Regions from separate parts of the Homo sapiens genome. Here regions 1, 3 and 4 are each linked to region 2. Evidence: chromatin loops called from intact Hi-C (ENCODE). Cell type or tissue: CD14-positive monocyte. All regions are shown on one strand. Region 1 overlaps IRAK3 (interleukin 1 receptor associated kinase 3). Region 2 overlaps TMBIM4 (transmembrane BAX inhibitor motif containing 4). Region 3 holds the start of IRAK3 (interleukin 1 receptor associated kinase 3). Region 4 overlaps GRIP1 (glutamate receptor interacting protein 1).

What was found. Peaks named below come from ENCODE experiments on the same cell type or tissue, not always from the same donor. Only the 100,000 strongest peaks of a DNase experiment are listed, where the experiment ranks them.
Region 1: a loop joins it to region 2, with 2.8 times the contacts of the local background. A loop is called at or near these places in 16 of 110 quality-filtered maps.
Region 3: it touches region 2 in a loop (2.0-fold over the local background); 2 of 110 quality-filtered maps call a loop at or near these places.
Region 4: it touches region 2 in a loop (3.0-fold over the local background); 32 of 110 quality-filtered maps call a loop at or near these places.

The regions. Positions count from the first base shown.
Region 1 is chr12:66,232,592-66,240,591 of GRCh38, reverse strand. All of the region lies in intron 8 of IRAK3 (interleukin 1 receptor associated kinase 3), which reads right to left. It also overlaps the pseudogene RBMS1P1. Among named protein-coding and RNA genes, the nearest start is that of MIR6502, 14 kb to the left of the region's middle. RefSeq lists a silencer at 5,101-5,380 and an enhancer at 5,441-5,520. In CD14-positive monocyte, CTCF peaks have their summits at 4,395, 4,594 and 6,450 (motif pointing right); DNase peaks (open chromatin) are centred at 301, 3,431, 5,151 and 6,381; H3K4me3 peaks cover 3,940 bases; H3K27ac peaks cover 7,080 bases.
Region 2 is chr12:66,141,543-66,149,542 of GRCh38, reverse strand. It overlaps TMBIM4 (transmembrane BAX inhibitor motif containing 4), which reads left to right. Exons shown (of 7, transcript NM_016056.4): 4 at 1,602-1,635; 5 at 3,585-3,702. Among named protein-coding and RNA genes, the nearest start is that of LLPH-DT, 15 kb to the right of the region's middle. In CD14-positive monocyte, CTCF peaks have their summits at 3,990 and 4,189; DNase peaks (open chromatin) are centred at 4,252 and 4,562; H3K4me3 peaks cover 1,938 bases; H3K27ac peaks cover 5,732 bases.
Region 3 is chr12:66,185,215-66,193,214 of GRCh38, reverse strand. It overlaps IRAK3 (interleukin 1 receptor associated kinase 3), which reads right to left and starts at 4,001. Exons shown (of 12, transcript NM_007199.3): 1 at 3,783-4,001. The coding sequence starts at 3,915. RefSeq lists silencers at 3,667-3,826, 3,847-3,896. In CD14-positive monocyte, no CTCF peak of the experiment used is centred here; DNase peaks (open chromatin) are centred at 2,484, 4,034, 5,174, 5,774 and 1 weaker place; H3K4me3 peaks cover 5,879 bases; H3K27ac peaks cover 5,962 bases.
Region 4 is chr12:66,404,726-66,412,725 of GRCh38, reverse strand. It overlaps GRIP1 (glutamate receptor interacting protein 1), which reads left to right. Exons shown (of 25, transcript NM_001366722.1): 16 at 6,298-6,443. Among named protein-coding and RNA genes, the nearest start is that of HELB, 110 kb to the right of the region's middle. RefSeq lists an enhancer at 4,401-4,901. In CD14-positive monocyte, CTCF peaks have their summits at 3,052 and 3,256 (motif pointing right); DNase peaks (open chromatin) are centred at 3,255 and 4,985; H3K4me3 peaks cover 916 bases; H3K27ac peaks cover 1,819 bases.

The sequences.
Region 1 (8,000 bases), 91 kb before region 2:
ACCAGATGCCCTGCCTCCCCTAACCAGATGAGGCAAGACTCAGTTTCTCCTAGAACCTGCAGGCTACTAAAACAGTTGTGCACCCCACCCCAACTTAAGTGTGCACTGCATCCTGCCTGGAATGCTACAAATCTGAAACCCTTTATTCCCCTGTGGGACTGCGGAGCTTTCTTTTTCATCCCCACTGAACCTAGGCAGGTCTGAGAGACACAGTATTCAAGCTTGTTTTTGCTTGTTGGTGCCTTCTGAGTCTAGGCACTCGGTGCAAAGGCCCAGTAATGGGTGTTCCTCCTTTAATTGTGAAACTCCAAATCTACCCACAACTAGCACAACCCCCCTAAGCCTGTTTCCCTGTTGGTATAAAGATCTGATACTGCTTACTTCACGGGGTTCTTACCAGTATTAAATGAGAAAACGTAAGGAGTGACACTCACAGAGGGCTCAAAGTATGCTTTAAAGGATATAGGCTGGCCATTGTCCATCCTATGTCCATTACCTTACCTTAAAATCCCAAAAGGCTTGGTTGCATGTCTCTAGAAGTCCAAAGACACCAACTCAAGGAACAAAAATACAGGGGGTTGTAGGATGTCCCTGGAAATCTGAGGACCCTTCAGTTAGTTAATGCCAACAAATTGGCTGAGTTTCAAATAGTTCCAGGAAGTTCTGGGCAAACGTATTTTCCAGACATTTTAAGACAATGGAGAGACAGAAAAAAACTGGCATGTACCGTGCATATGTGTATGTATCTATGTATATAAGTAAATGAATGTTGGGGATTAGAGTGGTGGCAAATAGAATTAATAGGGGAAATTTTAATTTATGTCATATTTAATTGTTTTGGCATCCCTTAGAAAAAATCATATTTGGATATTTTAGAAGAGGGGAGGCACTGGGGGAAAACAGGAAAAATCTGAGGAAAAAGAATTATATATATCTAAAATTTTTCTGAAAGATAAAAATAGGCTTTTTGAGGGGGTTATGAGGGAAAGGGAGGAGACTGATTAAAGAATCTTATCAGTCAAACAAAGAAAGACACTTTGCATTCCCTGTAGGCTTTGACATGCCTGTTAAACACTGAGCTGGGCTCCAACCTTCCCGTCTGGGGATAAAGGCAGGAGGAGCCTGGGTCTTCAGGCAAGGGTGTCCTGGTGGCAGGGAGGGGCCAATCTGTGGCCCCCTATGCCCTCTTCCCAACCACTCAGTTTTTCTAGTCTTTTGGAGAGGAAATTACCCATGCACTCACTCACTCTGACCTTACATCTCTGATCAATTTCCATTAAAAAAAAAAAAAAGTCCATTTTGAAGCAAATGGCTTCTTCTTTGTTTCTTTCCTAGACCATTTCCCTTGTATGAAAGACTGTTTCACTTGGCAGGAGACAAATGGCAATACTGATTAAAGAACATGATTTTATAGGAAACATTAGAAATGTTCACCAAGATTATCTCTTTGCTTTGGAAACATTAGCAGGAATGAAATGTCTGGGATGGAAAATGCTAAGGATAAAATGCATTTCCATTTAAAATAGTTCATAAATGTGAAAACAATTAAGCTCACTAAGGGCTAGGAGGGAAATAACAAGGAAGTTTACTGCCTTCAGATGCTTTTAAGTGATCCTGTAAGTCAAAAACATCTTCGTTTCTCCAATAAAAATGTGAGGGTCTTTGGCCAAGAATATAGGCTGCAACTTTTCAAGATTCTTTTCTTTAAGTCCTTTCCTTCTCAAATTCCACCACCTGGAAGCAGGTTTTGTTTTTATAACATTCTCTTTGAAGAGTTCAAATTACTAAGACATTTTTTAGCTAAATAAACCCCCAGACTTGTTGAAAACACCTTGGAAACATGGGCACTGCTTCTCCTGTGGGTGTTTCTGAGCTGTGTCTTTGACAGCTTCTTCCTTAGAAAGCTATCTACTCTCACCGCTTTCCAGGCCCGATCTCCTCTTCAATGCCTCTTGCTTCTGCCAGGAGTCCAATGTCAGCATTTCCAAGTTTCTGCACACTAATTATGCTCTCCTCTCCTTCCCAATTTCCCTGTCTCTGCTGATGACGCCAACATGCTTCCATTAATCCCAGACCTTTAATTCCTTAAAAAGTGCATGATGATTGGACTCACACAAACATGGAATGCAACCTCCCTTTTCCCTTCTACAGCCATGAGACAGAGGCCAGTCACTAATCTCTGTAAGCCTCAGCTTTCTCCTCTATCAAATGGAGATAATAACTGTAATACCTGAACTCAGGCTTGCTGGGAGGATTGCTAACAAGTTATTCAGCAGGCGTTGATGCCAGGTGAAAAGTCTCTGGCTCTCATTGAGCTCTCTCATCTGACTGCAGTCTATCTGCTACCCTTAAGGTATTAGTACTTACTATGCAGTCAGGACAAACTATGCTTTCTGCTGTCTTGGCCTCTCCCCATTCTGTTCCCCTCATCTTGAAAATACTCTCCCCTGCTTTATTTTTATCTGAGTCCTCTCTGCAGCCATAAGATTCACTTCCTCCATAAACTTTTCACTTGACTGCTCCAAATTCCAGTGCTCCTCCTTTCTCCAAAATTCCTGCTGTACAGCTCCAACGACATTGTTTGACACCCACAGGGAGCCCACCTGATGTTGTTTACTTAAGCATAATGTTGAGTCTATAGAAGATACTAAGTAAATATTTGTTGATATAATCAATTATGTAAAGAGGATTTGAAACTGAGGGTAGCCCTAGACTACTCAGTATAGGAATGGTGAATATGTGGCTTAAATGTTGCCATAACATTTATCCTCCCAAAACATCCTCCCATATTCTTGGCAAACATCAAAAATTTAGTTCAGAAAGCACCCACCATAGATTCTCTTTCAACCCTGCATGTGGGAAATCATTATCAATCAATCAGACATGGAACATGAGACAACACTGACTTGTCATCACTGCTATAGAATCCTGCAGAGGAGGTGAATGAGGCCCACAGGGTTGACATGACTTGTTCCATGCAAAACCGCTTAATAGCAGGGCCAGAACTAACACCTAGCCCCACTATTTTTCTGTTTGGTGCTCTTTTGATTTACTATAGTTAACTGAGACATCTTTTTACTCAGCTACTCATGAAAGACTAAGAGACTATTGATTTCAAAGAGAAATGAAATGAGCTTTTATCTCCTTTTTCTTTAGCTGTATATAGATAATTCCAGCGGCAAATGGGCAAGTCACAGGATTTTAGCTCCACAGAAAAGAAGTCTGAATAATGAGAGCTGCACCCAAATGGAGCTGGACCCCCACAACATGCTGGGCCCACCATACAGCAAGGGTTCAAGTACAGGTTGGATGAAGCACTTTTCTCACATTGTGGGGGGATAATTACAGCTCATTGCCAGGCCTGGGTTGTGCTTTCAGTCTATCACCTCACTTCCTCCTCACAATGCTGGGAGAAGGTGGAGCACTGTCACCCCAGTTCCAGATGAGGTAAGAGACTGAGCCTCAGGGGATTAAGTGACTTGCCCAAGATCACAGTGCCAGAAAGTAGAGGAGTAGGGATTTGTACTGAGATCTATGTGACCCCAAAGGCCACACTCTTAACCAGTGATGAGAGACAGGGACAACAACGAGATCGCTAGGGTGGCTGGTAAAGAAGGGGAAGGACAGATGAAAGACTAGGGAGAGGGTGTTTCAGAAAAACAGGCATTTCAGAACTTTGACTAAAACCTGCTCCAGAGTGGGCAGGTGGCTGGAGGCGCCTCCCTAAACATATCTGACCTCATTCTGATTTGGAAGCTGATCAGGGTAAAGCTTGACCAGGATTTAAGAGAATACAGGGTCACGTTCTCCTGTAACAGTCCTAGACTCGTGAGTACAGAGCCCAGTACAAAAATAGGCAGGTGTAATGTCAAAGAATTTGACAGCAACAAGAGGTCACCTTAAGACTGTCTTGGTTGGCTCCGAATGTGCAAGTGCGAAAACTTTTGGCCACTCTCTGGCCACAGAAAGAGAAAAAAGACCTGGGTCTGAACTCAGATTTCTTTTTCTTTTCCTTTTTTTTTTTTAGACGGAGTCTTGTTCTATCGCCCAGACTGTAGTGCAGTGATGCAATTTCAGCTCACTACAACCTCCACCTCCTGGGTTCAAGCAATTTTCCTGCCTCAGCCTCCAGACTAGCTGGGACTACAAGCACAAGCCACTATGCCTGGTTAATTTTTTTTTTTTTTTTTTTTTTTGGTATTTTTAGTGGAGATGGGGTTTCAGCATGTTGGCCAGGCTGGTCTCAAACTCCTGACCTCAAGTGATCTGCCTATCTCAGCCTCCCAAAGTGCTAGGATTATAGGTGTGAGCCACCTCACCCGGCCTGAACCCAGATTTCTGGTGGTCTTCCCACATCCACATCCTCATCCTCATCCTCCCTCCTCCCTGCTGAAGACATGAGAACCATTTCACTTTGCTTTAGACAAAAGATGTTATTCACACTTTGGGCACCAGGCTGCTGAATAATGATTTTCCAACTTTCATTTTAAAAACTATTTTAAAACCATAAAAATGACAGATTATCAAGCTTCTTTACTGATAAAATTAATTACAGAGAATGATTGAACTGATAAGGATTTCATTTAGTAACTTGAGACTGTCTTTTGGAACTTTTTCCAATTAATTGGTTTGAGACAGTAAGGTCTGACGCCAAGTTATTTTTGTCTAATAAATTTTATGTTATTGCTAGACTAGAACATACTTCTTTAAATACAATCTAAAGAACATAAAGAAGTAAAAAAATAAGCCATTGAAAAATAAGCTATAGGTTCTCCAACCAAACAAAACGTTGTTGATATTTCGGTATATTTTACTTTTAATATTTTTTTAATGCATGAATTTGTAGTTATACAAAGTTATAATTATATACTATACGCTACTTTAATTTGGTCTTTTCCACTTAATCTCACTTTATATACATTGTTCCATGCTATTTCATACTATTTAAAAACATAACTTAATAATATCGGAGGACGCGGCGGCGCTGCTCCTCCGCTGCCGCCGGGAGAGTCGGCGACGCCGCCAGCTCCGCGCGCGAACTCCCGTCCATGGCACGCAGAGCGGCGGCTGCCCGAGCTGCTCGAGTCTCGCCCCGCGCCGCGCCGCACTTTTAGACGAGTGCGGAGGGGAAGTCAGCGCGGAGCTGCAGCCCCCGCCGGCCGCCGCCGCGCGGCGAGAGGGAGTTCCCAAAGCTGCCTCGGCCCGGGGCCCGGCCGGCCCCCTCCTTGCGTCCTCCCCCTCGCGGCGAGGCTGCCCCGCGCCCAGGCTGCCCCGCGCCCGCGCCCGCCGCCGCGGCCCGCAGCGATGATCTTCCCCAGCAGCAGCGGCAACCCCGGGGGCAGCAGCAACTGCCGGACGCCCTATCGCAAGCAGCAGTCTCTGGTCCCAGCCCACCCCATGGCCCCTCCCAGTCCCAGCACCACCAGCAGTAATAACAACAGTAGCAGCAGCAGCAACTCAGGATGGGATCAGCTCAGCAAAACGAACCTCTATATCCGAGGACTGCCTCCCCACACCACCGACCAGGACCTGGTGAAGCTCTGTCAACCATATGGGAAAATAGTCTCCACAAACGCAATTTTGCATAAGACAACGAACAAATGCAAAGGTTATGGTTTTGTCGACTTTGACAGCCCTGCAGCAGCTCAAAAAGCTGTGTCTGCCCTGAAGGCCAGTGGGGTTCAAGCTCAAATGGCAAAGCAACAGGAACAAGATCCTACCAACCTCTACATTTCTAATTTGCCACTCTCCATGGATAAGCAAGAACTAGAAAATATGCTCAAACCATTTGGACAAGTTATTTCTACAAGGATACTACGTGATGCCAGTGGTACAAGTCGTGGTGTTGGCTTTGCTAGGACGGAATCAACAGAAAAATGTGAAGCTGTTACTGGTCATTTTAATGGAAAATTTATTAAGACACCACCAGGAGTTTCTGCCCCCACAGAACCTTTATTGTGTAAGTTTTCTGATGGAGGACAGAAAAAGAGACAGAACCCAAACAAATACATCCCTAATGGAAGACCATGGCATAGAGAAGGAGAGGTGAGACTTACTGGAATGACACTTACTTACGACCCAACTACAGCTGCTATACAAAACGGATTTTATCCTTCACCATACAGTATTGCTACAAACCGAATGATCACTCAAACTTCTATTACACCCTATATTGTATCTCCTGTATCTGCCTACCAGGTGCAAAGTCCTTCTTGGACGCAACCTCAACCATATATTCTACAGCACCCCGGTGCCGTGTTAACTCCCTCAATGGAGCACACCATGTCACTACAGCCCGCATCAATGATCAGCCCTCTGGCCCAGCAGATGAGTCATCTGTCACTAGGCAGCACCGGAACATACATGCCTGCAACGTCAGCTATGCAAGGAGCCTACTTGCCACAGTATGAACATATGCAGACGACAGCGGCTCCTGTTGAGGAGGCAAGTGGTCAACAGCAGGTGGCTGTCGAGACGTCTAATGACCATTCTCCATATACCTTTCAACCTAATAAGTAACTGTGAGATGTACAGAAAGGTGTTCTTACATGAAGAAGGGTGTGAAGGCTGAACAATCATGGATTTTTCTGATCAATTGTGCTTTAGGAAATTATTGACAATTTTGCACAAGTTCTTGAAAACGTTATTTATAACGAAATCAACTAAAACTATTTTTGCTATAAGTTCTATAAGGTGCATAAAAACCTTAAATTCATCTAGTAGCTGTTCCCCCGAACAGGTTTATTTTAGTAAAACAAACAAACAAACAGATTTTTATCAAATGTTATGATGCAAAAAAAAAAAAGAAAAAGAAAAAAGAAAAGAAAACTTCAATTTTCTGGGTATGCACAAAGACCGTGAAGACTTATCCAAGTGCATGACCGGATTTTTGTGGTTTTGTTCATTTTGTGTTTAATCTGTGTTTTTTTTTTCCAGCTGTATGAAATGGGCTTTCTGAAGTTTAACTAGTCCGACTTCACCCATGGTGTTCTGTGCTTGCAGTGCGAGTGTTGCTGTAATTCAGTGTTGCCGTCAGTGTCTCTCTTCTTAGCTTTCCGGCCTTTTTTTTTTTCCGAGACGGAGTCTCGCTCTGTCGCCCAGGCTGGAGTGCAGTGGTGCGATCTCGGCTCACTGCAAGCTCCGCCTCCCGGGTTCACGCCATTCTCCTGCCTCAGCCTCCCAAGTAGCTGGGACTACAGGCGCCCGCCACTATGCCCGGCTAATTTCTTGTATTTTTAGTAGAGACGGGGTTTCACCGTGTTAGCCAGGATGGTCTCGATCTGCTGACCTCGTGATCCGCCTGCCTCGTCCTCCCAAAGTGCTGGGATTACAGGCGTGAGCCACCGCGCCCGGCCTGTCTTTCTTTCAATGCAGTGTGAAGTGTCTTATCCTTTTCTATGAATTCCAATTTGCCTTAACTCTTTTGATGCTGTAGCTGTTTCAGTAAAAGTTAGTTCAAACTAATGATGTAGAATGCTTTGACCAGATGAGCTGGTCTATTATGCCTTGTAAAACAGCAGCATAGGGCTTTTAAAAGGTAGTCAATAAAAGTTGCTGAAATTTTGGCTTTTTAAAAATAATAATAATAATAATAATAATAATATCAAAGGGTTAGGATAAAGTCTTTTGTGACTCATCACTCTGAAGCCCAAATACAGAAAAGAAAATAAAGGTAACAGCATCTTCCATTGTTCACTCCTCCAATAAAAACAGAGCCCTGAATTACTCTGGGAAAAGGCCACTGTTTAACACAGATTTTGAGATGTCCTTTTCTCAGCCAATTATCAAAGCCGTACAATAAAACTGCATCCCTCCTAGAAGCTATCTTCCCTTACATAGATTTAGAAAATTAATATGACAAAGGCAAAACAGGCAGGGATTTGGACAGCTCAGTCCTAAAAGCACTGAGCTACACACAGAGGGACCAACACTCAGGGAGGCCTAGGTTTAGAGCACAGTGGAGGATTCATTTAAAAGAGATTCAGGAGGGTAATCTAGGT
Region 2 (8,000 bases):
CCTAAAATCTTGTCATAAATAGCAAGAATATAGTATAATCATGTTGCCCTGCCCCCCCCAAAAAAATTTCTTTCTTTCTTTTTTTTTTTTTTTTTTTTGAGACAGGGTCTCTCTCTGTCACCCAGGCTGGAGTGCAGTGGCACGAACTTGGCTCACTGCAACCTCTGCCTCCTGGGCTTAAGCGATCCTCCCACCTCCCAGCCTCCCAAGTAGCTGGGACTACAGGCGCATGTCACCATCCTTGGCTAATTTTTTTGTGTTTTTCGTAGAGAGGGGGTTTTGCTGTGTCACCCAGGCTGGTCTCAAACTCCTGGACTCAAGCAATCCACCTGCCTCGGCCTCCCAGAGTACTGGGATTACACGTCTGAGCCACCATGCCCAGCCCAGAAAAAAATTTCTATCATCTTTTGCTACCATTTTTGCTGGCACTACTAAAAGCATTAAAATGTGACAGCAGTTCCATTGCCTCCACATCTATGTACAATTTCTAATACCATTTTTGCTCTGGTGCTGATGGTTTCCTGATATCAGGTAGGGTGGAGTACAGGGATGCTTCTACCAGGAGTGTGATTATACAGCCACTGCCTTTATTTCTGGCTTTGCCTTTGTGATATGGTCTATCAGATGATTGATAAAATCTATCTAGAGTAAGGATATAAGACAAAATAAAGATACTGTAATTAAGGGGAAAGGGAGGCTAGAGGACATGGCTCAGTATCCCCAAGTCTTTTATTTAGGATATGGGTTCAGCTACTTCTGACTTGACTTAAACAGTGACAAAATAACAATGGCTTAAACAAGATAGTTTATTTCTCTTCATGTAAAAATTTGAATGACAATTTAGTGAAGGTGACAAGGGCCCACGCTTCTGCTAAGGTCCAGGCATTCCTAGAGTGGTATATGATAGATCATATGGTATAAGATAGATCACTTCCATAGCCACAGAGTATCCAGTTATTAATACAAACAAATGAGAAGAGGAAGGGGAGAGCAAGTCTTTCTTTGTTTTTAGAGCACAATCCAGAAGTTGAATTCCTATCTTAGTCACATTAAATTGGCTAGAGTATCGTTACGTAGTCAGACCTAGAGTTGCAAAGGAGACTGAAAAAATGCAGTTTAATCTGAACAGCCATGTGTCCAGGTAAAAATTCTGTTATTAGGGAAGAAAGAGAGAATGAATATTGGGAAACACTTTCAAGACTCCCACACCAAAGTACTACCTAAATATTTTATTCTTCCTATGTTTGTGTGAGGTATTGAGGTTTTATAAATGTGCACATAATTTTGCAATTGTATTTTTATTTATATTACACAGTAAGAAAAACAGAATGTTCTATATTTATAGTCTTCCTGTTACAAATATGCGATTAGAGCTTAAAGAGTCATAGTATCAGAATTAGAATGTTAATATTCCCACTCAATATACTGAGGTCTCATTTTCATTATGGTGGGTTTACTAACTGCCCCATATACTTCGCAGGGCTGCTTTGAAGCTAAAATGAGATCATTCATATGGGATCACATTAAGCTGCTAGAAATTAGAAAATGTACATGAGATAGTATAAATTTTACAGTCACTAATTTAAGTTTCTTTTCATTAGACGCTGTTGGAAGCTCTGACTGTGGCAGTTGTTGGTAAGCCGTAACTGCATTTCTATATGTTATAATAACTTTTTAATGTAGATAGATCTTTCAGGTAAAAAGGTATTTGGGGCTAAAGTTTAACATCATGGAATATCATATTTCAGAAATATAGCATAGGACAAATAATTTCTAAAGTATAAGCAAAAGTTAGATATTTATCGTTTACATATTTCAGCTGAGCTTAGAAGTGGAAAAGAAAAATAAAAGGAATGGAGAACAGTATTTCATTTGTTTACCCATTTAGAAAAATAAGACAACTATAGCTAATCTTTTCCCTAATTTAAAGTTATCATCAAGTAACTGAGAACATGTGTTCTGAGCCACGTACTTTGATCATATGTATGAGCTTAACTCCTTTAACTGGCCTGTGCCAAACTGAACTGTGCTTTAACATTATATCCTCATATTTTATCAAATGGCACTGCAAGAAACAGTGGTAATTTCTGCTCTGTATTTCATGTTAAATATGTGTTTGAAGGCCGTTTCTGTTATAATTACTTGATGTACCCTATGTAATGCCTCAAATAAAAAATTTCAGTAAATTAAGAATAGAAATTCTGATTGTCTCAAAATGGTTAACCTTGAGTACCAAAAAGGTCAGAGTTAATTATTACTCTCCATAATAGCAAGTTGTTTATCCTTATAGTTAATATATTTAACTCTTCCTACTTTGTCATTAGTTTTTTTAACCTTTCTATGCCAGTTTTGTTTAATCTGTATGTTTTTGTAATCTCTTTTTAAAAGAATCAATATAAATAAATAGTAATAAATAATAAATAGGATTGAAGCTTCTTAACAGAGAAAGGAAGTATTATTAATATTTACTTATTATTAATGTTACTTACTATTAAGGTTATCAAATCCATCTCTCCCTTCTCCAGCCCCTACTATGTATAAAGAATGTAGGAGAGAGATTCATTTCAGGATTATTGGAATTGGGGGTAGAAAAACATAGATGAGGTAATCTGAGAACATTATTTTCCTCAGTAATTGCAATATCTTTTCAACCTAATCGTATACTTAAATTACTGACAAGAAGCAAAATGGACTTCATGTCTTATCTTTTCCATGTTCACCTTCCTAATCCTGTAATGGCATAAACAGAGAAATTCCAATCATGTAGCATTTAATGATAGAAAGAACATGAATAATTACTCCCCTGAAAAATTAAAAATTACTTAAATGGCTTTGGGTTCAAAGCAGTTAACCTCCAAGAGGTTATAACTTTGCAATTTATTAAAATGTTAAGGAGTTTTATTACAATAGCCATAATTGAATGGATGATTATTCTAAAATTACAGAAAGGAATTTGGCATATATTCAGTAAACCCCAAAATAATGTACTCCAAGATAATACACATTTGGATATAAAGCAGTTAGTGGTTGGTTTCTGTCCTCTGCAGGGTAAGTGAATGGTAGGCAACCCCAGACAGCCCCAATATTTTTCTTTCCCAATTTCCTTGATTTGGGCTGATAAACCAAGTATAACTAACTAGATGATTGCTGGATTTGCTGCTACTGTCCAGGAATTCCCAGCCAGGCAGGAGACCCAGAATCATCCCTATTGATATTTAAACCATAATGGACAATCACCACAGATGGTGGTAAACTGTGCCTGGGACAGAGATGGCTGAGAATCACTCCCATACCTGTAGAACTCCAAACTGGCTACAGGCGTGATAGCTCTCCAGTCATTTCATTAACTTGGTAATAATGTGACCTCTGATTTTGTATGAATGAATTTTTTGGAGACTGTTAATTGCATTATGGGTGTGGTTTCACTGTACCCATGTAGTCAAGGATGGATAAGAAATCTTTTCTAATTGTTTTTATTGGCATAAAGTACAGGAGAAAATGAAGCATTTCTATAAAATGCCAGAAAAAGCTGTTTTGTATTGAGCATGTTTATATGCATGTTAATCAGTGTTTTAATTTTACAGTTACTTTCTATGATGTATATATTATTCTGCAAGCTTTCATACTGACTACTACAGTATTTTTTGGTTTGACTGTGTATACTCTACAATCTAAGAAGGATTTCAGCAAATTTGGAGCAGGGTAAGTTGTATATATTCTTGGATATAATAGATAGATGTCTTTAATTATTATAGGTGGTTTTGAGGAATGTGCTACACTGTTATTTTTGGGTACTGTCTTTTAAAATGGAGGGTAATAAGAGATCATCTCTTTGAGTACTAGGGCCAGGTCCTACTCCTAGAACATACACAGAAATGGAAAGTGGCTTTGACTTATTTGCTTCTCTCCTATAGTGAAAGGGAAGTGAATTAAAAAAAAAAATAAGCTTTCCAGAGAGTTTAAGCTTGTATGCTTTATTAACATTATGGAATTTACTGAAATTACTTCAGTCTTTGTCTTAGCATAAATGTTACCAAGACCATCCACGTCTTCTTGGAAGAAGCGCTGTAATTAGTACAGGTATTGAAAGGGTCTGCATGAACTTTAAGACCTTTTGATCCATCTAGATTAACCTGTATCCTTCCTCAAACAAATATACGGAATGATCCTTTTTATATTAGGATTATGGTACAGCATTGCCCTCACCTGGTAGGAATGCATAGACTCTTTTCTAAGCTCACAGTGGCTTCCTGTTGGCACAGTCACCCAACCGTTTTCTTTTTCCTGTTACAACACTATTTACAAAACTCTGCTCTTGCTAAACTTTCTTTCCTCCCCCACCCCTTTTATTCTGGTAATCCAGAACACCAGAAGTCTCTATTGAGATAAAATATAGTTGGTCAGCCAACACTGACAATTGCGCGAGCTGCTTAAATAGTTTCATTAGAATGGAGTTTGATTTAGGGAGAGGTAACATTTTCTATTTTCTTTTCCTTCTTTGGAAGGATGTTTCATACATATTTGTGTGGCATATATGATGAAAGTTTTGTTCTACTTCCTCTTCTCAACCCAATCTCCAACTGTTCCCTCCCTTTCATTAATTCCAGTATCATCTCTCTTAAATCCTTTTCTGGTAAACTTGCCTTATATTTCAGCCTCTTCATAATAAATTTACATTGATTGATAGAAATGGTATTACAGTGATCATATATAGATCTGAGACCAGATATTTCTGAAGTGCGTCTGTCTGTGTCTGCTGTTTCTGATAATTCTTATGATATTTTCTTTCTTTAAGTGTTCAGTTATTTTTGACTATGTAATTGTCCTTGAAAAACTATTTGTTGAATTTCTTTGAGGCCTTGATTGAAGGTGCACTTTTCCATACAGTATTTGGGTTTTCGCCTAGCATCTGGGAAAACTATTGGATTGGGTCCACTTGAAACTAAATTCATGGCTTACGATGTTTTCCCAACCACACAAGTGTTCTTCAGTTAGACTACAAATCAGCAAAGGGATAGCTTGTGGTGACAATTTCCCAGGGATGGTTCTTCTCTGCCCCCACCCCGCAATTTACCCCTGCTTAGTGCATTGATGACTTTTCTTGTAGTTGGGCAAATTCAGCTACAGTACTATGATTACTTCTTTGGGTTTCCACTTTTACCTAGATTTTGATTTGATAATTCCATTCTACCTTGACAGTTATTTGATGTTTTTAAGAACGTATTCTTTGTTTTCTCTTTTATGCATCATTTCAGTAGTTTTTCGGGGTGGGACAGGGGCAGTAATTAGTCTGGAATAGTTCTTACTTGCTGTAGTACTGGAAACGGAACCCTTTCAAAATTGCCTCTTACCTGTATTACTACAACCAGCCTCTCTATTCTCCAGTCTTAACAGTTTCCAGCCTCTTTTCCACCAAGCAGTTGGGTGATACAAAAATGGAAACTTGATTACAGTATACCTATTTAAAACCCTAACACTTCACTACTGCTCTTGGTATACAGCCCAGTTCTCCACTGAATCACATCTACTGCTATTAGTTACTGGATATTGCCATGTAATGACTCTCTAGCAAAATCCTAATAATAATTATACTTTGGTCAGTATGCCATAGATTCAGCTACTTAAGAGTAGCACTTTATTGCATTTTAAATAAAACTTAATGGCACTACTTACTGTGACGCCTCAAAGCCAAAGTGGTTGTGGAAGCTGAGTGCCAAAATGGATATAAAGACCGAGGGAAAAGATTTTCTGTGAAAATATTTTCTAAAAAGTTTATAGGCTGTTCCTTCTGACCTGTTTATGGGACATAATAGGGACTGAAGAAGTGCGTTAAATGTTTGGATGTATGGTAGTATCAGGCAATGGTGGCAGTGCTTCATAGATTGACTTAAAGCTGTGATGTTTTTACAACATCATTATCCTGTGGTAATTCTGCCACAAAAGGAATTAAATCTCAGAACTACATATGATAACTGTGGCAACTGGTCATTGGTGTGCTAGAGTTGCCTTGTGCCAGCTTATGAGGCATCTTGCAAGTCAGTTGTTAAACTGCTGGAAGTTTAAAGTAGGCCATGAAGGATGTATGTACACCACAGAAATTAAGAAGCACTACAAATCAGGGCTCATTTTCTTTCCTAGAAAGTCAGTTTACTGGTACATCACTGTTTGTAAGTTATTTTTTATTCTGTGCTTCTTGTTGAGAGGGATGAGGGTAGGATTTGTCAGTCTTCTAGATGGAGTTGTTAGAATAGCAAAATCAGCACTATGTCCATGGTATATCTTATCTATATTCTCAGAAAATTTGCTCTCTTTGATGCTTAAATATTTAATGAGATGTGAGTCAGAGTAGAGTGAACTAACAACTTAGGCAGAATATTTGTAGGACATGACTTTCAAATCTTTACCTGTTACAGTATCTACAGAGAATGCTGTCATAAACTGACAAGTCTTAGGCTGAATTTCTTACCAGAAACTTACCAAATGGAGCCTGTGACCCTAAATAACTGTTTTAGTGTGTGTACACTTAGGTTGCTGGGTGGGGCATGCTGCTTAACCAGGGAGCCTAAGTGTGTCAGATTTCAACTTGGATGTTGTAGTGGAGAAAAGGTATCTGTTTTAATATGTATTGTCAATAGTGTCTGATCAGGCTCAAATGTAGGATCTTGTCCAGTTAGTGAATAAGAGTAAATTAATGTCCAGTGACCTCTGGCAGCCCTATCCTAATGTCTTATTAGAAGCCCACAAGAATTGGAGAGGATTTTTCATGGGTCTCGTGTTTCTGAATGTCTTGTGAATGATGTGCTGACTGCTCTTTGTTCCAGACAATCTTTTTAAGGGTTTTTTTTTTCCAATAGTGAACAGCCTGGAAAGATAGAAATAGTGCTCGCTAGAGCAGAGGGCAAGCATGTTTACTTTCCATTATAAAAAAGACTTGCTTCCCTAAATTCAAGGTTCCTCTCTTGTAACACAACCCACTGTGTGTGTAGGTGTCATGTGGCCCTCTTAGCATCACCTGGGCCCTGTCATAAAAATGCTGATACTACTGTTATTACTGTAAACTGTCCTTTATCTCAGACCTAGGAGCTTGATGCATCCATGAAACTGTGCCAGGCTAACTTGTTAGCCTGCAAGTAGGGTAATATCTCGGATGCTGTAAGTTCTTAATATCACCTTCCCCATACCCCATGGTGCAGGAACGTTGGAATTTCCCTAGGCTTTAAGAATGAAAAAGCAAATCCTAAGTCCCTTTCAGTCCTGAAGGATCTATGTTGTGAGGTAGCATGATACCTCATTCTCACTTAGGTATGCCAGATGTATCCTGAGAAATTTTAGGGCCATTTCAGAGAGACAGCTGAGGACTAGATTCTCATCATGCCTTCATTTCACCAAATAGCATTACAATAAATAACTCTGTTACTGTGAGAGAACTTATTTTGTATGAGTTCAGTCCTTTTGCATTTATTTATTTATTTATTTTTTAATGGTATCTTGGTAAATGTTCTTTGTGCACTAGACAAGAATGTGTATTTTGCTGCTGCTGTCGGATGATTTGATAAATGTCAATTAGGTAAAGTTGGTTCATAATGTTAAGTGTTCTATTTGCTTACTAATTTTCTGCCTACTTGTTTTATCAATGTGAGAGGGGTGTTGAAATTTCCAACTACAAGTATGGATTGGTCTATTTCTTATGTAAATTCTATAATTTTGCATCATATTATTTTAAACTTCATTTTTAGATGCAGAAACATTTAGGATTGTTACGTACTCTTGGTGAACTGACCCCTTTATCATTATGAAGTGACCTTCTTTAGCTCTAGTAATATCATTGCCCTAAAATCTATTTTGTTATTAATATAGCAACCCCAGCTTTCTTCTTAATTTGTGTTAGCATGTTAGCATCGTATATGTTTTTCTATCCTTTTATTTTTAATGTATTTGTGTCTTTATATTTACAAGGTTTTTTTTTTAGAAATCATAGTTGGATCTTGGTTTTTAAAAAT
Region 3 (8,000 bases), 44 kb before region 2:
ATGGAGAAACCCTGTCTCTACTAAAAATACAAAAAAAAATTAAGCCGGGCATGGTGGTGCATGCCTGTAATCCCAGCTACTCGGGAGGCTGAGATAGGAGAATCATTTGAACCCGGGAGGCGGAGGTTGCGGTAAACTGAGATTGCGCCATTGCACTCCAGCCTAGGCAACAAGAGCGAAACTCCATCTCAAAAAAAAGATAATAATAACATAAAAAAACACATCTATTTAAAATTTAGAAAGAAAAGAAAAGAAAAAAAGAACATAGAATATGCAGTCTGATCATCTGGTTAGAATCTTAGTGTGCCATTTAGAAGACTGTGACTCAAGGCAAGTTACTTAAATTCTCTGAGAATCAGTTCACCTATCTATAAAATGGAAATAGGAAGAGTGTCTACCTGATAGAATTGTTGTAATAAGTAAATGAGATAATCCATGTAAAATGCTTACCACAATGGCCAATAGTAAGCCTTGACAGGAGGTAGCTTTATTATTATTACTACTATTATTTTGAATCTTTATTGAATATACAAATGCACACTTAATGTGATTTTACATTTAATTTTTAAAGTAATTATTAATGATTTATATAATAATTTCCCTTTTCTTTCTTGAGAGGAAGAAAATTGAATACAGCCTATTATATATCATTTGCAAAAAGCGTTTCTCAGTACATCGTAAGTGTTGAGAGGTTTTTACGGTGTCAGCTGCTCCAAATAATTTAATTTAAATACCAATCTATGGTAATGTAATCAGATGAGTTGTCTCCAGAGGTTCTGTATGTACTACGTTATCATGTCTGTAACGTAAACAACATATTTCATTTGGGCTTTTGGGCTCTTGCTTTCACTAAAAGCCATAAAGTCATCAATGATAACCACAGAATATATTATCTTGTGATTACATTATTTTTAATAACAATACTTGACAAAAGTGATTTGAAGAGTACTATGTAGAATATGTTTAAAAATAAAAGTAATTAAATGAAGTAATGAAAGAATGTAGTAAAATATCTGTTATATGAAGACACTATTAAAAAAGAGAATTTGGCCTAAGCAATGGCTTACCAATCAGGTTGTGCCTCAGACTCACTCCTGGGGCTTGACAAAAAATGAAAGAAGCTGGACCCTCAACCCAGACTTCCTGAATCAGCAGCTCTAGGAGTGGGACCTGCATCTGTGTATTTAAAAGACTGCATAGGTGATTTGTGTTTGTGAATGACTGGCTTACCTTATCCTGCACACACTGGTCATATCATATAGGCTGCTATATGAGCTGCCTTTGTAAACATAACCTGACACTCACCGTCATCAAGAATCACGATCGGCTCGAGAGAGCTTTACTTAGTATATTACAGTTGTTTTCTACATTTAAGCTTGGGCTGTCAGCTGTCCTGAGCATACAAAGGACTGCCTCTTTGATTCAGTCCTCTGTCACTCTCCTTCCCCTCTCGAAGGTCAAGTTTTCCCTACCTGCACCTCTTCCCCTCTTTCTCCCTTCGCTGTGCCCACAGGAAAACTCGGCATGTTTAGCACAGGCAGTTGCCTCAACACCCTGAACTGGGCTAGCCTTGCCTTCTTGCTGAGCCAAGAACTTGTGCAGCACCTGGTCAGGGCCAGCTCAGTAGTCCAGGCAGTCAGTAGGCATGACCACCTGCACAATGAATTACAGCTGAAGTATCATGGAGTAAACATTTTAGACCCTTTCCCTGTGAGAGAATGAATACACAAAGGGACAATGGCCAGCTTATATATAAAAATAGAACTCTGCAGGCAATGTACATCAACCAGTCCAAGAAACCAACCTACCGTCTACAGTATCTAACAAGTTAAACTATCAGTAACTGGGTTAAACTGTAGCAACTAGCCCAGGCAGCCAAACAAGAACCCCTGTAGCAACCTGTCTCAAATGGCCAGGACTTGAATAATTACTGACCACTTCCTCAATTTTTGCTCCTACTTCCAACTTAGGGCCAACCAGAGAAAGCCAATTATGTACCCCTAAACAAACACACAAAATACCCCCTTTTAGGTAGCTCAACTACAGCTTCCCCATATCAACAGCCTCCAATCAGGACACAGCTGAAGCCTTCTTCTCCCACCCTCCTCCATCCTCTGTCTGCTTTTGAGTCTCTGCCAAACACAAGCAATGGTGCTGGCTCCCTTGCTTTGAAAAAAATAGCTTTTGTTTGTTCTCATTTGGGTGGTCCTCATTCATTTTCACCACTAGGAAAATAGGGCTGCATGCTTGAAATGGATCACTGAATTGTTCTTTGATGCCAGAAATGTCTGTACTTTAGGGAGGCTGTTAGATGTGGCCAGAAAGAACACAGCAGTAAGGGGAGAAGTGTAGAGTAGCTGGGGTTAAGGACATAAGCCTTGGATCCAGACTACCATGGTTCAGATCCTGGCTCTTCCATTTCCAGCTGGTGAACCTGAACAAGTTACTTAACCAATTTGTACCAGTTTCCTGACCTGTTAAAAAAACACTGGCGATGATAATGACTCACAGAGTAATTGGAGAAGTTATATGAGACAAGCCATGTAAAGCATGAATATCTGGATTTCAATGCTATCAACAGAAAGAGAGAGAATAATCTGCCTCACTAATTTACCACACCCACCTGGCCCCATTCACCAACATTAAACTGGACTAAAAACACTTTTCTTTCTCAAAGTCAGTAACTCTAGGAAATCAACGGGTATAAATACTGTCCACGCCAAAATCCATCTCAAAAAGATCTGATGGGGAAGTGACCTTATCCCTCAAAATCCCTCAAATGCACACTGGAAATCTCGTTTTCTAGAAATCAGACTTTTTTTTTTTTCTTAAGGGCCATAACTTAAAATTACAGAGCTTAAAATATATAAACATTTTTTGTATAACCAGAAGCCCATTGCTACAATTCAAAGACTGTCACCATACTGTTCATCAGTAACAAAGAAAACTCTCCTCTTAGGCCTTCTGCTAGTCCTGGTAAGAAAAATCCTATTTCAGACCATTAAAGCTAAGTTATTTTGACATAATCATGATTCTTTTCAATAAACATTAAACATGACATTGTGGAATATCAAATCTAACCAAAAATGCCTGTACTTAACAAAACGAAGATTTTTGTCCGAATTATCTCTGGCTACACTCAACACTTCCAGCAGGCAGTTGCTCAACTTTCCAATGTCTGCATAAAATACAGTTCTGAAGCCAATTTTTTTAGATTAAAATAAAAAGCCACCCTTTAGCATAAACCTTCATTCAACGAAATTGGGTAAATAAGATTTAATTAAGAAAATTAGGAGCCGCGTTCATTGCAAACCGTAGTTTACTTTAGCATTTCACTTGTAATTAAGTTAGGGGCTTAGGGATGCATTGAAAACACCAAAGGATAAGTATCTCAAAGTTCTAAAAATGTCTCAATACTAAAATGATGTTCTGGGGTGATTTTGCAAGGACCAGAAGACATCATACATTGCGAACCCAGTGAGGGTGGCATCGCGGACGAACAGAAGATGCTTTCACGCTGGTTATCTGTCTTTCCCAGGCCTCGGCTCCCTTGACTTTGCAGCGATACCCAAAATTCTTTGAAAGAGAAGGGAGGGAAGGCATCTGGGTCCCAGGGAGTCTCTGCATCCAACCCAGGAAAGGAGGGGGCCGGCTCCCTGGCGGGAACTTCCCGGAGGCCGCGCCAGCCCCGCGAGGGACCCCAGCCATGCAGGGCGACGCCGAGCGGGCCCCGCGGCGCGCTGGGCTCCCCCGCCGCCCCCGGCCGGTCCCCGCCGACTCACCCAGGCCGCGCCAGCCCAGCGCGCCGTCGCAGCTGTCCAGAACAGCGCAGAGCTCTCCGAGCAGCGCGGGCGGCAGGTCGAACAGCAGCGTGTGCGCCGACAGCGCGCCGCGGGCCCCACAGTTCCCCGCCATGGCTCGGCTGCCCGAGCCCCGGGGACGAGGCGGAGTCCAGGTCCCTGCACGCCTGCGACAGGCCGTTACACAACCGCGGAAATCCTGCTTCCACGACGGCAGCAGAGCCCTAGGAACACGCCGTTCTCCGGTCACTGCAGGGGCGGTGCCCACGTGACGCAAGGCGCGCCTCGCCCGAGATGCCCCTGCGTCCGCCTGGCCAGGCCTGGGGGTTACCCGACCCGGGTTCTCCCTTCGCTGGCTTTGCGCCCCTTCACACCTCTGCGGTGGGGACGGAGCTGCCGAGACAAGCAGAGTGCGAACTGGAGAAAGCCCAGAGCTCAGAGCTCCCAGGAGCCCACCGTGCCCCACGGCTAGGCGGTCTCCTGGTGTGGACGGCTAGCGGTGTCATTACTTCTTACAAAAGTTTATTTTTGAAAGCTTCTCCCTTCCTTCCTTCTTCCCTTCCTTTCTTTTCTTCCTTTTTTCTTTGTTTTGAGTCAGGTTCTCACTCTGTCGCCCAGGCAGGAGCGCAGTGGCGCTATCTCAGCTCACGGAGCCTCCACCTATTGGGCTCAAGCGATCCTCCCACCTCAGCCTCCCGAGTAGCTGGGACCACAGTCGCACGCCACCACGTCCGGCTAATTATTTTTTTTCGTTTTTCGTAGAGAGGGAGTGTCGTTATGCTGCCCAGGCTGGTTTCAAACTCCTGGCCTCAAGCGATCCTCCCACCTCCGGCTTCCCAAAGTGCTGGGATTCGGGGTGTTAGCCACTGTCCCGGACTACTTCTTTTTTATCCTGTCAGAAAAACTATCCATGTTCATCGAGGAACACTTGGAAAACCCAGAAAAAAACTGAAAAAAGAAGATAATCACTCACAACCCCACTCAGCCCATCACACTCTAAAAGTTTTGACACATTTTCCTCCCAACTTTTACTGAATTTAAACAGATAAAAATGTACATATATGGGATTATTATTGGAAAAGATGAATGTAGATACCAACAAGAGAAAAACAGAAAAGACACCAAATCAGCGTAAAATTATGTTCGTTTTCTTCACGAGGCGGCCTCTCCTCCATACACCTACTTGGTTTTAATAAATTTTCTTCCTCATGGGCTTCCTTGATGAAATATCGTTCCATCATTTTTTCCTTCCTCAAAGTGCTTCACACAATCTTCCTTTTTGCCTTCAACATGGAGTTTAAGTAAAATTGTTGTTTTGAAATCTTCACGGAGTTTAAGTAAAATTGTTGTTTCAAAATCTTCTAGGTCACATGAGGCATGTTACCAGTGACAAAAAGTTGTTTTGAAAGTGGTGAGAAAAATCTCAGCCTTAGTGACTGGAAGAGTGGGCAGTGGCCATCAAGTGAAAACACCAGAGGTGTTTTGAAACCTCTCAGATTGTAGTCTTTGGAATAGCTGCCCCTAGAGATCACGAGTGATGAAACACTATCATTTCATGCCCCTACCTGAATGGTTTTGCCAGCGAAAATACTTCATAAAAATGTATCTGAAAACTGGCAAAGCCCATACTGTGTGGGCAAGAATTTCGATATCCCGTTGTTCAAGGTTTTATTGTCAATCTGTACACACTGTACACCTACCTACCTTCCTTCCTTCCTTCCTTCCTTCCCTCCTTTCTTCCTTCCTTCCCTCCTTTCTTTCTTATTTGTTTTTTTTAGTCGCTCTGATTGCCCAGGTTGGGGTGCAATGGTGCGATCTCGGCTCACTGCAACTTCCACCCCCTGGGCTCAAGCCATCCTCCCACCTCAGCCTCCAGTACAGCTGGGACTACAGGTGCATGCCACCATGCCTGGCTAACCTTTGTAGTTTTTGTAGAGACGGGGTTTTCCCATGTTGCTCAATCTGGTCTCAAACTCCTGGGCTCAAGTGATCCACCTCCCTAGGCCTCCCAAGGTTCTGGGATTACAGGCATGAGCCACCACACCCGGCCCTCTATACATCTCTTAAAGGGACTACCTGAACATGCTGAGCAACAGAGGCAAAAGGCCATTAATTATTTGGTAGCTTTTGAATTGCTACTACAGGGAGGCAAACTCACTCAGAGGAAACAGGAAATCACTGCAGATGAGGGAAGCAATCAGAAAGGCCTGCTTTACCAGATCTTGTAATTTACCAAGAAGCAAGGATCCTAAGTGAAAGCTAGAGTATGTGAAATTTCCTGTATTTTCAGTGTTGGCAGTCGTTCTCAGACCATGTTGCCTTCCTATTCCTAAAACTGTCTTGAGTTTTGATTTTTATATCATCAGGTTGTATCATCATGGTTGCTATCAACTGCTGATCTCCCCGACTCCAATTCCTTCTCCTCGTTTTTAGACTCTCTAGCTCCTGGCTCATTGTTGCTCTCTCCAGTACTAATCCTATCTTAGTTCTCAGTGATTTAAAATATATGTAGAATAACTATTCACAATAGCAAAGACATGGAATCAAGCCAAATGCCCATCAATGATAGACTGGATAAAGAAAACGTGGTATGTATACACCATGGAATACTATGCAGCCATAAAAAGGAATGAGATCATGTCCTTTGCAGGGATAGGGATAGAGCTGGAGGCCATTATCCTCAGCAAACTAACACAGGAACAGAAAATCAAATACTGCATGTTCTCACTTATAAGTGGGAGCTGAACCATGAGAACACATGGACACTTGGTGGGGAACAATGCATACTGGGGCCTGTCAGGGGAGGGGGTAGGGGGAGGCAGTGAATCAGAAGCAATAGCTAATAGATGCTGGGCTTAATACCTAGGTGGTGGGATCATCTGTGCAGCAAACCACAATGGCACATATTTACCTATGTAACAAACTGCACATCCTGCACATGTACCCTAGAACTTAAAATAAAAGTTGATGAAACAAAATTAAAACATACACACACACACACACACACACACACATATATATATATATATATGTAGAATAGATGGTGATCTTTCCAATGCCCTGGCCTCTCATTTCCTTGACTCCTCTTCTCTGGTGACATTGTACTCCACCCAATGCTCCATTTCAGACACTTACTCCCATGAGCGTCCCCTAGAATTTGTCATTATCAATAGCTGCATCCCATCTATAATTTCTTTCATGAATCCACTCTCTGATCATACCTCCTGTCTTTCTAGCACATTCCCTCTAGTACTCTGACCCCAACAATCCTGTCCCTTCACCAGATATCCAATCCAAAATCTTGCTGCCTCTTTTCTGGCTCCACCCTCTTGACATCCTGACTTTTCTGCTTATCCATTAAGTCTGTGGTCAATTATTTTATTCACTCCTTTGCATATGCTCTACATTCCCTTGCTCCTCTCTCACTTTGTTGAGCTCTCTTGGCAAGTTTGCAATTCTGATTAAATCCAATTTTCTAAGTTGGCTCCACACCCATGCACCTGAGTGTAGCTGGGGAACGGGGTGGAAAACCAAAATCCTGTTAATTGAACTCAATTTAAAATCAAGGCCAAGACTCTCAAGTGGGTCCTTTATGCCACTGGACAAGCATACTATGCACCTTTAGCCCATGCATTCTTCTGGTCTCCTTGAAAGCTATGCTATACTTTCTTTTTTCTCAACTCCCATCATCCTGTCCTCCACCAATTATCTTGAGAATATTTATTGAGAATACTGATGCATCAGGAAAAAACTTCCACGGAATCTCACTACTACATCGAACTATCTACTAGCATCTTTGCCAACATACTCTTTCTTCGTGTTTTCCATGGATGAATTATCTAGGGTCCTATGTAAATCATTATACTTCGTTTGTGCACTGGATCCTATCCCTATTACCATTTCAAAGGCATCAAGGGCACATGCTTTCCCTGGTCCCTGTTACATGATCAGTTTTTCACTCTTTACCACCTCAATTCCATCAGCATACAAATATGATGTTGTTTCTTTCAACTTAAACCAAAATTTTTTTAAATTTTATTATTATTATACTTTAAGTTTTAGGGTACATGTGCACAACGTGCAGGTTTGTTACATACATATACATGTGCCATGTTGGTGTGCTGCACCCATTAACTCATCATTTAGCATTAGGTATATCTCCTAATGCTATCTCTCCCCACTCCCCCCACCCCACAACAG
Region 4 (8,000 bases), 260 kb before region 2:
GCATACCAATAGGTCTTGGCTCTCTCTTTATCCAGTTTGCCATTCTGTGTCTTTTAACTGGGGCATTTATCCTGTTTACATTTAAGTTTAGTGTTGATATGTGTTAATTTGATCATGTCATCATGATGCTAGTTGGTTATTTTGCAAACTTGTTTATGTGGTTGCTTCATAGTGTCACTGGTCTGTGCATTTCAGTGTGTTTTTGTAGCAGCTGGTAATGGTTTTTCCTTTCCATATTTAGCTCTTCTTTTAAGAGCTCTTGCAAGGTAGGCCTGATAGTGATGAATTCCCTCAGCATTTATATGTCCGAAAAGGATCTTATTTCTCCTTTGCTTATGAAGTTTAGTTTGGCCAGATATGAAATTCTGGGTTGGAAATTATTTTCTTTAAGAATGTTGAATATTGGCCCCCAAACTCTTCTGGCTTGTAGAGTTTCTGCTGAGAGGTCTGCTGTTGGTCTGATGGACTTCCCTTTGTAGGCGTCCTGGCTTTTCTTTCTGGCTATGCTTAACATTTTTTTCTTTCATTTCGACCTTGGAGAATCCAACGATTATGTGTCTTGGGGTTGATCTTCTCCTGTAGTATCTTATTGAGGTTCTCTGGATTTCCTAAATTTGAATGTTGGCCTGTCTTGCTAGGCTAGGGAAGTTCTCCTGGATTATATCCTGAAGTACATTTTCCAACTTAGTTCTGTTCTCCCCTTCTCCTTCAGGTACCCCAATCAGTCATAGATTTGGTCTTTTTACATAATCCCATATTTTTGGAGGTTTTGTTTATTCCTTTTTATTCTCTTTTCTCTATTCTTGTCTGCCTGTCTTATTTTAGAAAGATAGTCTTCAACTCTGAGATTCTTTGTTCCACTTAGTCTATTTGGCTATGGACACTTGTGATTGCGTTGTGAAGTTATCATGTTGTGTTTTTCAGCTCCATAAGGTCATTTATGTTTGTCACTAAACTGGCTATTCTGGTCATCAGCTCCTGTAATGTTTTATTATGATTCTTAGCTTATTTGAATTGGGTTAGAACATGCTCCTTTAGTTCAGTGAAGTTCATTATTACCCACCTTTTGAAGCCTACTTCTGCCAATTCAGTCATCTCAGCTTCAGCCCAGTTCTGTGCCCTTGCTGAAGAAGTGTCGCAGTTATTTGGAAGAGAAGAAGCACTCTGGCTTTTTGAGTTTTCAGCAGTTTTAAGTTGATTCTTTCTCATCTTTGTGAACTTATCTACCCTCAATCTTTGAGGTTGCTGATCTGTGAATGGAGTTTTTGTGGGGTCTTTTCGTTAATGATGTTACCGTTGTTGCTTTCTGCTTATTTGTTTTTCTTTTAACAGTCAGGCCCCCTTCTGTAGTGCCGTTGTGGTTTGCTGGGGGTCTACTCCAGACCCCAAGCCTGGATCCCTCCTGTGACAGCAAAGGCTACAAAACAGCAAAGATGGGAGCCTTCTCCTTCCTCTGGGAGCTCTGTCCCAGAGGGGCACTGACCTGATGCCGATCTGGAGACCTGGAGACCCCTGTTGGGAGGTCACACCCAGTCAGGAGGAACGGTATCAGGGACCCGCTTAAAAAAGCAGTCTGGCTGCCGCTTGACAGAGCAGGTGCACTGTGATTTGGGGAACCACCCTCATCCAGACCACCCAGACCCTCCAGAGCCAGCAGGCAGGAAAGGCTAAGTCAACTGAACAAGAGAGACCATGGCTTCCCCTCCTGCAAGGGGCTCCATCCCAAGAAGATCAGAGTTCTATTCATAAAACCCTGGCTTAGAGTGAATTTCTTAATCTTGGGTTTAATTTGATTGTGCTGTGGTCTTGAGAGACTGTTATGATTTCAGTTATTTTGCATTTGTAGTTGCTGAAATTCCTGCAGGTGGTCTATAAGGTTCTTGTACTTGAATATTGATATCTTTCTCTATGTTTGGGAAGTTCTCTGTTATTATCCCTTTGAATAAAATTTCTACCCCATCCCTCTCTCTACCTCGTCTTTAAGGCCGATAACTCTTAGATTTGGCCTTTTGAGGCTATTTTTTAGATCTTGTAGGTGTGCTTCATTGTTTGTCTGTTTGTTTGTTTGTTTGTTTGTTTGTTTTGAGACAGAGTCTCACTCTGATGCCCAGGCTGAGTGATGTGGTGCAATCTCGGCCCACTGTAACCTCTGCCTCCTGGGTTCAAGCGATTCTCCTGCCTCAGCCTCCCAAGTGGCTGGGATTACAGCTGCACACCACCATGCCCAGCTATTTTTTTTTTTTTTTTTGTATTTTTAGTAGAGACGGGCTTTCACCATGTTGGCCAGGCTTGTCTCGAACTCCTGACCTCAGGTGATCTGCCCACCTCGGCCTCCCAAAGTGCTGGGATTATAGGCGTGAGCCACCATGCCTGGCCCAGCTTTTTTTTTTCTTTCATCTTCTCTGGCTGTGTATTTTCAAATGTCCTGTCTCCAAGCTTACTAATTATCTCTTCTTTTTTTTTTTTTTTTTTTTTTGAGACGGAGTCTCGCTCTGTCGCCCAGGCGGGAGTGCAGTGGCGGGATCTCGGCTCACTGCAAGCTCCGCCTCCCGGGTTCACGCCATTCTCCTGCCTCAGCCTCCCAAGTAGCTGGGACTACAGGCGCCCGCCACTACGCCCGGCTAATTTTTTGTATTTTTAGTAGAGACGGGGTTTCACCGTTTTAGCCGGGATGGTCTCGATCTCCTGACCTCGTGATCCGCCCGCCTCGGCCTCCCAAAGTGCTGGGATTACAGGCGTGAGCCACCGCGCCCGGCCACTAATTATCTCTTCTGCTTCATCAATTCTGTTGTTAAGAGACTCTGATGCATTTTTTTAGTGTGTCAATTGCATTTTTCAACTCCAGAATTTCTGCTGGATTTTTTAAAATTATTTTAATCTCTTTGTTGAATTTATCTGATAGGATTCTGAATTTATGATCTGTATTATCACACACTCAAAACTTTATTGTTTACTCAAAACAGTAATTTAGAATTCTCTGTATGAAAGGCCATACATCTCTATTTCTCTGTGATTGGTCTTTCGTGCCTTATTTAGTTCACTTGGTGAGGTCGTGTTTTCTCAGATGGTCTTGATGCTCATGGATGTTCATTGGTGTCTGAGAATTGAATTGTTAAGTATTTATTATAGTCTTTGCAGTCTGGGCTTGTTTGTACCTGTCCTTCTTGGGAAGGCTTTCTAAGTATTCGAAGGGGCTTGGGTGTTGTGATCTAAGTTTTTGGTCACTTCACCTGTATCTCCATTAGGGGGCACCCCAAGTCCAGTAACACTATGGCTCTTGCAGACTCAAAAATACTGCCTTGGTGGTCTTGGGTAAGATCCAGAAGAATCATCTGGATTACTAGGCAGAGACTCTTGTTCTCTTCCTTTTCTTCCAAACAGATATAGTCTCTCTCTCAGTGCTGAGCTGCCTGAAGCTGAGGGGTGGTGGGGTGACACAAGCACCCCTTGGTCACCACCACTGAGACTATGCTGGTTCAGACCTGAAGCCAACGTGGTACTAGGTCTCAACTATGGCTGCCAGTAAACCCTTACTGGCTACCACTAGGCCATGTTCACTCAAGGACCAAAGGCTCTACAATCAGCAGGTGGCAAAGCCAGCCAGGGTAGTATCCTTCTTTTCAGGGCAGTGAGCTCCCCCTGGCCCCTTGCAGGTCTAAAGATGCCATCTAGGAGCCTGGTCCTAGAGTCAAAAACCTTAGGAATCTACCTGGTGCTCTATTCTACTATAGCTGAGCTGGCACCCAAGACACAAGACAAAGTCCTTCCCATCCTTTCCTCAAGGAGAGAAGTCTCTCCCCCTGGCCACCACTGCTCCAGGCCCATGGCAAGTACTGCCTGGCTATTGCTGATGTTCACTCAAGACCCAAAGGCTCTTCAGTCAGCTTGTGGCGAATGCTGCCAGGGCCGGGACTCTTCTTTCAAGGCGATGGGCTCCCCTCTGTCCCAGAGCAGGTCCACAAACGTCCAAGAGCTAAGGCCTAGAATCAGGGAACCCAAGAGCCCACTTGGTACTCTACCCTACTGTTGCAGAGCTGGTACCTAAGCTTCAAGATAAAGTCCTTTTTACTATTCCTCTGCTTTTCTCAAGCAGAAACAGCCTCTCCCCATAGCCACCACAGCTGGGAATGTGCTGGGTCACACCTGAAGCCAGCACAACTCAGAGTCTCACCTAAGGCCCACAGCAAGTACTACCTGACTACTGCTGCTGATTTTATTTTTTTATTATATTTAATTTTATTTATTTTTTGAGACAGAGTCTCATTCTGTTGCCCAGGCTGGAGTGCAGTGGTGCAATCGGCTCACTGCAACCTGCACCTCCCAGGTTCAAGTGATTCTCCTGCCTCAGCCTCCCGAATAGCTGGGATTACAGGCGTGCACCACCACGCCTGGCTAACTTTTGTATTTTTAGTACAGACCGAGTTTCACCATGCTGGCCAGGATGGTCTTGAACTCCTGGTCTCAAGTGATCCACCCACCTCGGCCTCCCAAAGTGCTGGGATTACAGGCATGAGCCACCGCGCCCAGCCATGCTGCTGATTATTCAGGGCCCGAGGGATATTTAGTCAGCAGGTGAAAAATGCTGCCAGGACTGGGTCCTTCCCTTCAAGGCAGCAGGTTCCCTTGCAGCCCTGGGTGTGTCTAGAAATGTTATCCCGGGGCAAAGACCTAGAAAAGGGGCCTTAGGACTCTGCCCGGTGCCCTGTCGTACTATGGCTGAGCTGATATCCAAGTTGCAAGACAAAGTCTTCTTTACTCTCCCCTCTTCTCTACTCAGTTAGAGTGAAGGACTCTCTCTGGGAGTTGTGAGCTGTGCTGTGTAGGGCTAGGGGAGGGGTGTTGCAAGCACTCACTTAGCCACCCCAGCTGGTTTCTCACTAGGTCACATGCCCCCCAAGTCTACTGGCTCTGAGCTCAGCACAGCATCAGGGCTTGTCCAGGAATTGCTGTCTTTGTGGCTTTAAACTGTCTTGAGTTTATTTAGTACCCAAGAACACTTTAGCGTGCAGCAGTGAGGCGTGTTGGAACTCAAGTTCTGACCACCGGAATGGGTGATTCCCCTCTGCCTAGGGCTGATCTAAATGTTCCCTCCGTGGATATCAGCTGACTTCTGCCCAGTGTTGCTTTCCGCTGTGACAGGGTAGCACTGAGTTTCAATGCAGTCTCTCCCTCACTGTGTTCTCCCTCCCACAAGTGCACAGTTTTTCTCTCCATGCCATGTGGCTGCTGCAGAAGGAATGGGGGAGGGGCCGGCATCATCAGTTCAAGACTTTCTTTCCTACCCTCTTCAGTGCCTCTTTCAATGATATGAAGTTAAAACCAGGTACTGTGATTGCTCATCTGATTTTTGGTTCTTATAAAGGTGCTTTTCTGTATGGATAGTTGTTAAATTTGGTGTTCCTGCAAGGAGGATGATCAGTGGAGGCTTTTATTCAGCCACCTTGCTCCGCCTCCCTCCTGTTACCATTTTCTAGCTACAGGCAGGAGGTGGGGAGGGTCCCCAGAGAGTCTGGGGCATGCATTTTTAGAGGGTAACTTAAAAGAAGGGAAGGGAGAATGGATGCTGGGAGACAATTAGCAGTCTCTGGCACAGATATAATGCATAAAAGGCTGTTCTTACAAATCTGTGTATATATACATATACACACATAGAAACATATACATACTACATTCACATTATTTTTTTTGTTGTTTCATTATGGACCTTAAAATTTTTTTCAACAGACCTACCCTGGTCCACAGCCAGTTTTAGAGTCTCAGTGGCCACTTTCCAAATAAGAAGCTATGGATTCATCTATAAATTTTCATGCTACTCTGGCCATAGTGAGTTTCCAGATGCAAGTGGAAGTAGCAGAGGTGCAAGCCTTAGGCTTCCACTAACTCTATTACACCTTGCCTTCTGTCATTCTCTTAATGCTCTCCTAGTATCTGGACTACCAAGGATCAAAAGTAATACAACAATATGGAGAAAGACAAGGATACCTGGGTCTATGCAGACCCTCGCCCATTACCTCCCTTCCTAGGAATTGTATGCTTCCTGAGTGACACATATGTTCTTGTTTAATTGAAAAAAGTATAAGAAAAAATGTTTTTAATACTCTGCAATTTAATATCATGGCAGGCAACCCAAATAAGACTAGAAGAAGGGAGGGAGTTGTCAATGAAGTACAATTTAAAAACAGTTGAACCTCTTTTCCTCTAAAGACTACCATAATGCTGCATTATGCTTAATGCCTCTTTAAATGGCCTAGTTAAGTGCTCATCATTAGTCATGTGTTACTTTGCATTCACTAACAGAACTGGGACCCTGGAACTTGGGGATAAATTGCTCGCAATAGATAATATCCGGCTGGACAACTGTTCCATGGAAGATGCAGTTCAGATCCTCCAGCAATGTGAAGACCTGGTGAAGCTCAAAATCCGCAAAGATGAAGATAATTCAGGTATTGAGAGCATCCTTAGTTAAAACTGATTTTTCGAACTGCCCATCTGTCACCAAAGATATTAGATCTTGATGTTTTACATACAACAGCTGGCTAGTGATGTGGCAGCAGTGTTTCACAGCTAAAAGAGTCTTTAAATTTTGTGCTGAGAGTGTAGTACAAATTTTAAATAATGGTGCTTGTAAATGATATCATTAAGATATTTTCATTATAGAAAACATATTATAATTGCATGAAAATAATTTTTAAAGATGAAATCTAAATCATCATCTAATACAGTGAAACTGGTAGTTTTCTAGTTTTTATTGGTATTCATATGGCATAACTATAACCAAGTGAATGTTGCATTTTTTTACCTAATTTTACATTGTAAACATTTGATCGTTTTATAAACTCTTAATATCTATCATTTTTATTGACTGCCTGTGATTTACCTTTCTTCTCTTCTTAAATCACTATATTGCTTCCAATTGTTTCATTATTGTAAATAGTACTCTTATAGACATCTTTATGCATAGATATCTTTATCCAGCTTTTTTTTTCTTTTGAAATAAGAAAATATTCCTAGAAGCAGGATGGCTGAGTAAGAATACAAAGGAAATGTCTATGATTCCTGATGAGTCAGTCATGCCCCATGTTGCTTTTCAAAAGGGCTATACACATTTTTTAGGCCCTCCAATCAAACTTAGGAGGGCATAGAATCATATCTGAAGAGCTTGTTAAAACACAGATCCTGGCACCACCCCAGGTGGGACCTGAGATTCTGGATTCCTAATAAACACCCAGATGCTGCCACAGCTGTGGTGCAAGGAGCACACTTTGGGTAGCCCTGAAATAAGAGACATCTTATCTGATTATGATAAGAATATAGAGCCAATTGAAAAGTGTCCATTCACCAAAAGAGTCAGCTAATGTGGGGAATTACAGAATGTGATATGGATCCATAAAGTAAACGTTTAATTTACAATTTTGCCAATCTCGTGGGTAAAGTCAAGGCCTTTCCTATTAATATGGTTCTGCTGATTATACTTACAAGTCTTTTTGTTTGTTTGCCTAAACCGTATCCACAATATATATTTTATGATTTCCAGTTTTATTTTGGTTTGGTTTGGTTTTTAATGCAGTGAGACTTTAAAGAATTTATAGCAATCTGAATTCTTCCTCCACCTAGATTTTGGTTTTCCCCAATGTTGTAGAGTTTTTCCATTAGGTAATTAACAGTAGATGTTTTGTTTGTTTGTTTCTTGTTTTGTGTGGCACACCCAGGCTGGAGTGTGCCATGGAGTGCAGTGGCGCCAACTCTGCTCACTGCAACCTCCACCTCCCAGGTTCAAGCAATTCTTGTGCCTCAGCCTCCTGAGTAGCTGGAACTACTGGTGTGTGTCACCTTTCCTGGCTAATTGTTGTATTTTTAGTAGAGATGGAGTTTTGCCATGTTGGCCAGGCTGGTCTCAAACTCCTGACCTCAAGTGATCTGCCCACCTCGGCCTCCCAAAGTGCTGGGATTACAGGTGTGAGCCACTGCGCCTGGCCATAGATTTTTGCCTAACGAACCCT